Linked DNA regions of Homo sapiens: region 1 is linked to region 2. The links are chromatin loops, found by intact Hi-C in ENCODE. Cell type or tissue: HepG2. All regions are shown on one strand. Links, peaks and the distances in the headings refer to the core of each region. The heading gives the core; the rest is flanking DNA. Region 1 overlaps SEZ6L (seizure related 6 homolog like). Region 2 overlaps SEZ6L (seizure related 6 homolog like).

Region 1 (4,402 bases), core at 218-4,217, 51 kb before region 2:
ACATGTGTATTTCATGGTAGGGAATGACTGCAATTTAACGACAGTTCTGTGGTGCTGGCTGTGCCCTGACTTTTAATTACAAAATGGCAATCAAGAAGGATATAAACAGGCAGTTCACAAAAGAAGAAATATATTTCTAGTACTCAGTAAGCACTAAAAATTCAGCCTCACTAATAACAAATGAAATGCAAATCTAAGCTGTATTCTACTTTCATCCACCTAATCGGCCAAGATAAAAAGCAGCAATAAAATCTGGAGATGGTAAGGGTGATGGGAAATGCTCACTTTCATCATGACTGGTTAGAATGCAAACTGTTATGACCTTTCGGGAGGGCAATTTAGTGAAAAGCCTAGAAAACGTGCTCAAACACTTTGATCCGCCAAATGCGGTTCTGGATAATTATAATAAGAAAAGATTTAGAGATTTGCACCAAGAGTTAGGAATGAGGATATTCATGGCTATCTTGTTTCTAGGAATGAAAAATAAAAAAAACACCAAGATGAATGTCCACTCACAGATGTTTAGTGAAATACATCATGTGCCACATAACAGTGTTTCAATTTACAACAGAGTGTATATATGGCAGTGGTCCCATAAGATTTTAATATTATATTTTTATTGTATCTTTTCTATGTTTAGATAAACAAATACCTTTGTGTTACAATGTGTTCAGCACAGTAACATGCTGTACAGGTTTGTAGCGGAGAAGCAATAGGCTGTACCATATAGCCTGGGTATGTAGTAGGCTATACCATCAAGGCTCGTGTACATACACTCTATGATGTTCACGCAATGATGACATCATCTAAAGATGCATTTCCTAGAACATATCCCCATTGTTAAGTGATGCATAACTGTAAATACACTCCACCCATTCAGAAACTAAATACCATGTTCTCAAAGAATACTTCAGCATATAGGAAGATGCTCACTATTTTTTAAGTGAAAAAAAAAGCAAGTTAGAAAATAGTGTGCCATACCTATTTTAATAAGCTATTTTCAAGAATCAATTGAGACCATGAATATAAAAGTGATTTGTTCCTATTTCTTACACTTCACTATTTCTTGAAAAATTTCTTACCAGAATCATCTATTACTTTTATCATAAAAATCTAATGAAAAATATTAAAAAGTGATTTGTGCACTGGAAAGAACACTTTCCAGTTCTCAAGCGAGAAGGTATTCTTATTTTTACTCTAATTCTTAGGAGATATTTGGTTCTTAGGAAATTGTTTTCTCACGTACTATATGAGAGAACAGTTTTGAATTTTCTTTCCTTTCTTTTTCTTTCTTTCTTTCTTTCTTTCTTTCTTTCTTTCTTTCTTTCTTTCTTTCTTTCTTTCTTCTTTCTTTTTTTTTTTTTGAGACAAACTCTTGCTCTGTCACCCAGGCTAGAGTGCAATGGCACGATCTCAGCTCACTGCAACCTCTGCCTCCCAGGTTCAAGTGATTCTCCTGCCTCAGCCTCCTGAGTAGCTGGGATTACAGGTGCCCACCACCGCGCCCAGCTAATTTTTGTATTTTTAGTAGAGATGGGGTTTCACCATCTTGGCCAGGCTGGTCTCGAACTCCTGACCTCGTGATCCACCTGCCTTGGCCTCCCAAAATGTAAGGATTAGAGGCATCAGCCACAGCACTCAGCCAGTTTTGAATTTTCTGAGGAGAGATGGTGGGTAGCAGATGCTTCTCACAGAGCGTGGCAGTCAGTCCAGGAGGAAGGGATGTGAAGAATAGCCCAGGGCCACGATTGAGTAAAGCCCTACACCATGACCAGGGTTTCAAGTCTTGGGAGCCATTTCTATCTTTTATGAGGATCAAAGGAGCTTGAAAAATATTTCCTTCCCAAGCACAGGACGCTTGGTTCCCCCTTCATTTTCAGAGATATAGGAGAGGAAGCAAAAGTGGGACAGGTTATTTGGAACCATCTCACAGATGGCTAAGGGGTTTGTAGGTTCCACAAAAGCTAGGACTACTTTTTGTTTGTTTGCTTTCAGTCACACTACCAGCAACCAGAAGAGCTCCTGGTATGTAGAATGTGCTCAGTAAATATTTACTGAATAACCACGATTAATTTTGCAAAAGAGGAAAAAAGAAGTTCAAAGGTATTACGCCACTTCCTCAAGGACATACACATAATAAGTGGAGCAGTTGAGACTCAAGCTCAGGCTGCCTCACTCCAGTATCTCTTATCGAAGTCACTACTCCACTGTCTGTCTTATTTATGATAACCTGCTAATCCAGAAAGGTATATGGCATATAGTAGTTGCTTTATAAAATGTTTGTTGAATGAAAGAATAAATATTTTTTCCTTTTTGTATCTCTAATATCAGCTCAAAGCTTGATACATAGCAGGTACCCATTAAATGTTTGTTGAATGACAGTATGACTGAATGGGGCTTGCAGTAGCAGAGAACGGTGGATAACTCTTATCTCTGCTCCAGACTGTGTTGTGACCTACAGCAAAGACATTGCCAAGAAGCTCCATACTTCTTTCAGGACCACAGACAGAAAGCTAGGTTCATTTCTCTCTCCAGGCTGCCCTTCTGTCCTAGAGGAGAGATTGTTCTGTGAAATAAGCCAGCCCTAGGTTGAAACCTTGCCAGTCATCTGCTGTGGATCTAAGACAAGTCACATGTTTACCCACTGTAAAATGGTGATAAGTCCACCCTCCTTATAGGACAGTAGTGAGAAATCAATGAAACGATGGGCATGGGGAGCTTCATGCCATCCCTGGCACAGAGTGGGCACTCAAAACATAGCCAGCTCTATTGCCCTGTGGCTCAGGAGCTGAGAAATGGAGGACACTGTCCCTGGTGGGGGGCTCTGGCCATCTGTCCTCCCAAGCTGCTGATCGTTTGCGGCTTCTCTGCTTCCCTTCTTTGCCTGATTAAGCCAACTGATGGCTCTGTTTGGCTTCAATTTGCCAGCCGTGGCTCCCCATCCATCTTTCTTAGCACAAATGGAAGCTTAATTCCTCCCTGATTTCACACATAGATAAAAATTAATGTGAGAGAGGCGTGAAGACCAACTGCCCTATGGTTTGGAATTTTATCTTTGTTTAAAAAAAAGAAAGAAAAATTCTGAAGGGCCTTGGGGGAACAATACTGTAACAATTGAATCTCAGAATTTATCATTAGCTCTCATTTCCTTTTTGAGCTCCACTTGGCTATGAATAACTGGAGGGCAGGAATTATGTCTCATTAGTTCCAATATTCTCTTCACACATGGCTCATAGCCTGGCACATAGTAGGTGGCAGGGCAACCTATACTCTCTCAACCACCATCAGGACTTTTGAGAATTCTAAAAGGGTTTTGCTCTCTTGATAGCTGAAGATGGCCAAGGCTGTGCCCACTGGTGCAGGGACAGTGCGTTACAAACCAGTGCTTCTCCAGGTGTAATGTGCATATGAGTCACCCAAGGGCCATGTTAAAGTGAAAATTTTGATTCATTTGGTTTTGCATGGGGCTCAGGATTATGCATTTCTAATAATTTTGCTAGTCCGAGGACCACACTTTGAGTAAGGAAGCTGTAAGGGGAGGAGCTCAGGAGAGAAGGGATCTGGACTAAGTTCGCCACTTCAAGTATGTTACTTCATCTCTCTAAGCCTCATTCTCTTTGCCTATGAAAGTGGTAATCTTATCTCCCTGAGTTCAAGTGAAATAGTAGATATTGTCCACCTTGATTTCCATGGATCCACTCTGACCATCCTCAATCATTTTTGCCAAATAGAAGTCAGAATGATCACCCTTATGCTTAAATTTTTCCAGATATCTCCTACCTAGTCCACCTGTCTTCTCATGACCTTGAGCAATACAGTTTCTGACCACTGCCCCAGCCTCCTGTCCTGATATTTTCTCTGCAGTTTAGTCAGATTGATCTTATTTATTTATTTGCTTTCTCAAACTCATCGAGTTCCTTCTGACCTCTGAACCTTAGCATGTGCTAGTGCATCTGCCTGGAATGTTTCCCCCTTCTCCCCCCCATTTTCCACCCTCAGTCTATTTCCTACTCAACTTCCAAATCTTGGAGTGTTATCAGGTAATCCTTCCCTGACCCTTCGCTCATCACTGTCCTCCTCCCAGGTGAGGTCCTCTATCACAGCTTCTTCCTGTATACCTTTTCTGCATTGCAACGCCTCTCACAATAACTGATGTCCTCTCCATCCTCACTCTGCATCATTCCACCATGTGAATTTCTTTCCTGGTCCTTAACACAATCTGTTACCAGCATGTTTGCATCCTTGTTTACTCATTTACATACTACAGCCTCACCTTGACTGGAAACTCTGTGAGAGCAGGAACTGGGTCAGGGTCCCTGCAATAGCTCTAGCAACAGGTGCAATGCCTACCACACAGTGGGCGCTCGGCGGATGTTTGTCGAATGAGTACCTAGATAGGAAA
Region 2 (4,402 bases), core at 168-4,167:
CTGCTAGTAGAGAGGAAGAATTAATGGCGATAGTACTGTCTGTAGAGCACTCACCAAATGCTCAGCACTCTGTTGGGTGTTTTACATGTGTTATTTATTTATTTTTAAAGACAGGATCTCATTTCATCACCCAGGCTGGAGTGCAGTGTCACAATCATAGCTCACTGCAGCCTCAAATTCCTGGGTTCAAGCAATCCTCCCGCCGTGGCCTCCCAAAGTGCTGGGATTGCAGGCATGAGCCACTGCAGCTGGCCTACATGTGTTCATTTTGTTTGACATTTTTCCTTCCCTCCCATCTTCCTTCCTTTCCTCCTTCCTGCTCTCCGTTTCTGCTTCCCCTTCTCCCTCTTCCGTCCCTTTCCTTCCTCACTTCTCCTCTTCCTTTTTCTTTTTCAGTGCTAGCTGTAGTTAATGAGCATCTTTGTGTATACAACTTTTGCTACAGTTGAATCCATCTTCAAGCAGAAATTCCCTGGAATGAAATCCTTTGGTCAAAGGGCATGAACAGTTTTACCGCTCTAGCTGGACAGAATTGCCGTGTTGCTTTCCTAAGGGGTCTTTCAAATCACAAAGCCCCTGAGCTTACCAATGTTCTAATAACCTTGCCAACACCAAGTGTTATTGGTTTAAACATTCTAAGCTAATTTAGTTGGTGTAATGTGGTCCCTCAAGGGTAGTTGCAGGTGCATTCACTTGACCTCTACGAAGGATGAACATTTCCCATGAGTTTTCCACTTGTGTTTCATCCTTGGTGAGTTATTTAATTAAGTATTCTGTCTATTTGTGTTTTGTCGTCCAGATTTTTAAGACTAAAACTTTGAATGAATTATATTATAAACTCATCCTTATAAAATCTTTTTTCCTCATTATCACCTGTCCCAGGAGCCTTTTAAGATGACTTTTTCCATGAAAATTTAATACTGCAGATATACTGTATACTTATTTATATACCATAGGAGATCTGTTTTTTATACATACACAGGAACCTAAGCACCAATTTTTGTCCCTTTGGGGGCAACATTGCCCTCATTGAGAATGTATACAGTAAACTAAATTTAACTAAATAGTTCAACTAAATAATAACGCACTAATGATAAAGAACCAAATAATAATTGAACTAAATAATAAACTAACTTCAACAAGCATTTTCTGGGCATCTATTTTGTACAAGCAATGAGCTCGGCACTGTGGGTTTAAAAAATGAAGTCAAGAGCCCTGATATCTTTTCTTCTAGGACTTTTAATGCAAATAGGTGAAAACGTTGAGAAAGGACATTGCAAGTAGGGGGGTAAAAGGAACAGCCTAAATAAGGGTCTAGGGACAGTCAAAAAAACCAACTAAATATCATCATCATCAGCAGCAGCAGCAGTACCACCAACAATAAAGGTTCCAGAGGCAGGGGAACATACACATTTTATGCAGGAGTGGAGAGCTGAAGCCAAGACTATGCTGGTGATGCCCTTCTGATGCATAAGAAAGGGTATCCTGGTGGTCAAAGAGAGGCCTAGGAGCAGGAAGACCTCGTTCAAAGCCAGATGTGTAATTTGCTTACACTGTGATTCTGGGCCAGCCACATCATTTTGGATTTCAAATTTATAAAATGGAGGAGAATAATAATACCCACCCTTCTAGGGAGATGTGAGGATTAAATGAAATAATTCACTCTAAACTCTTAGCCCAATGCCTGGCCCAGAGGTAGGCCCCGAAGACTGTCTGCTACCACTATTAATATTACTCTTTGTTGAACTTAAAGCAGAACTACAATTCGACCTAGCAATCCTCTTACTGGGCATATATCCAAAAGAAAATAAGTCATTCTACTAAAATGACACATGCACTTGCATGTTAATTACAGCACTATTCACCATAGCAAAGACATGGAATCCACCTAGGTGCCCATCAATGATGGATTGGATAAAATAAATGTGGTACATATACACTGTGAAATACTATGCAGCCATAAACAAAGAACAAAATCACGTCCCTAGCAGGAACATGGATGCAACTGGGTGCCATTATCTTAAGTGAGTTAACTCAGGAACAGAAAGCCAAATACTGCATGTTCTCACTTATAAGTGGAAGCTAAACATTGGATGCATATGTACATTTAGATGGTCACAATAGACAGTGGGGCTACTAGAGGGAGGAGTGAGGGAGGGGGACAAGACTGAAAAACTAAAGATTGGGTAATATGCTCAGTACCTGGGTGATGAGATCAATCATACTCCAAACCTCAGCATCATGTACCATACCCATGTAACAAACCTGTACATGTACCCCATGAATCTAAAATAAAAGTTGAAATATCTATATATATACACACATGTTTCTTTGTCAATTTTGAGAACTTCATCTGAGGTAGGGAATGATTCTGCAAAGGGGTTTTTCAAGGATCTTTGGTAGAGTCTGAACTTCAGATAGATAACCAAAAATAAGTGCATAAATCACTGAAAAACTAAATTACTTCCTTTCTAGAGTTAGGTTACCCTTTTCTTAGCCCAACCCTTTCCTTTTTTCATTCTCTAGTCCAGCTTCTTAAATTTGAATGTGCACATGAGACACCTGGGGACCTTGTTAAAATGTAGACTCTGACTGGGTAGGCCTGGGATGGGATCCAAGCGTCTGCATTTCTAACTAGCTCCCAGGTGCTGCTGCTGCCTGTGCTGCTGCTGTCGCTGATGCTGCTGCTGCCGCCGCTGCTCCTGCTGCCGCCATTCACAGACAACACTTGGAGTTATTTTGCCCCATTGAGTTTAAATAGGGGTGGGGTGGGGGTGATCTCAGGATTCCAAAGGTATCCAGGGAGATGCATGGGGAGGAGCAGGGAGTGGGCAGGACACCCCCACTTACTTCCAGGGGGATGAGTGGCCACACACAGGACCACTCCTTTGCTCTATCAGGCAAGACTTGAATGTGTGTTGGGATATAGATGTCCATCCTGGCTCAGGGGCTGTGAGTCTCCCTGGCCTGGGGTGAGACACCTCCATTTCACAAATACCACTGAGCAGTTTCCATAATGACATCCCCTTTCCAGGGGGCACTGATTCTGTGCAGGCACTTTGCTGCCTTAGCAAGGATCCCCCTAGCAGCCCTAAGCTAACCAAGATGGGATTAGAATGAAAAACTGACTCCAAGCCTCCTCCCACCACCCCAAATACACAAACCCAAGATGCCTGACTTTCTCCAGCTCCCCTTCAGTCTTTACAGGCCCTGAAGTAGCTTCTGGGACATGCAGCACTTGCTGATGCTTTAATATGTGCAAATCAATAAATGTGATACACTACCCCAAAAGAATCAAAGACAAAAACCATATGATTATTTCAAGACTTGCAGAAAAAGCATTTAATGAAATTCAACATCCATTCATGATAAAAAAAAAAAAAAAACTTTCAACAAATTAGGAATAAAAGGAGAATACCTCAACACAATAAAGGCCATATATGGAAAATCCACAGCTTACATCATAATGAATGGATAAAAGTGAAAAGCTTTTCCTTTAAGAACTAGAACAAGACAAGGCTGCCTACTCTCACCACTCCTATTAAACACAGTGCTGGAGACCCTAGCCAGAGCAACTAGGCAAAGAAAGAAAGAACATCCAAAGTGGAAAGTTGTTTGCAGATGACATGATCTTATATTTAGGAAAAACTAAAGACTCCACCAAAAAACTCTTAGAACTGATCAACAAATTCAGTAAAGTTGCAGAGTATGAAATTAACATACAAAAATCAGAGGAACTTCTATACATCAACAACAAACTAGCTGAAAAGAAGAAATCAAGAAAAACAATCCCATTTACAATAGCTACCTCAAAAATATATAAAATGCTTAGGAATAAGTTTAGCTAAGGAGGTGAAAGACCTCTATAAGGAAAGCTATGAACACTGATAAAAGAAATTGAAGAGGACACAAAAAAATAGAAAGACATCCCATATTCATGAATTGAAATAATTAATATTGTGAAAATGACTATATTACCAAAAGTGATCTACAGATACAATGCAATCCCTATAAAATACCAATGACATTCTTCACAGAGATAGAAAAAGTTCTAAAATTCCTATGGAAGCACAAAAGATCCCGAATAGCCAAAGCAATCCTGAGCAAAAAGAACAAAGCTGGAGGCATCATACTACCTGACTTCAAAATATACTGCAAAGCTATAGTACCTAAAACAGCATGGTGCCAGCATAAAAACAGATACATAGACCAATGGAACAGAATCGCAAACCCAGAAATGAATCCATGTATTTACACTAACTGACTTTTGATAAAGGCACCAAGAACATTCACTGGGGGAATGGACATTCTCTTATTAATGGTGCTGGGAAAACTGGATATCCACATGCAGAAGAATGAAAGTAGACCCCTATCTCTTATCATATACAAAAATCAACTCAAA

What was found. Peaks named below come from ENCODE experiments on the same cell type or tissue, not always from the same donor. Only the 100,000 strongest peaks of a DNase experiment are listed, where the experiment ranks them.
Region 1: a loop joins it to region 2, with 7 times the contacts of the local background. A loop is called at or near these places in 1 of 110 quality-filtered maps.

Annotation. Positions count from the first base shown.
Region 1 is chr22:26,301,314-26,305,715 of GRCh38, reverse strand. All of the region lies in intron 5 of SEZ6L (seizure related 6 homolog like), which reads right to left. Among named protein-coding and RNA genes, the nearest start is that of SEZ6L-AS1, 57 kb to the right of the region's middle. In HepG2, for the core only: no CTCF peak of the experiment used is centred there; a DNase peak (open chromatin) is centred at 2,075; H3K27me3 peaks cover 225 bases.
Region 2 is chr22:26,250,323-26,254,724 of GRCh38, reverse strand. All of the region lies in intron 1 of SEZ6L (seizure related 6 homolog like), which reads right to left. Among named protein-coding and RNA genes, the nearest start is that of SEZ6L-AS1, 5.9 kb to the right of the region's middle. In HepG2, for the core only: no CTCF peak of the experiment used is centred there; no DNase peak of the experiment used is centred there.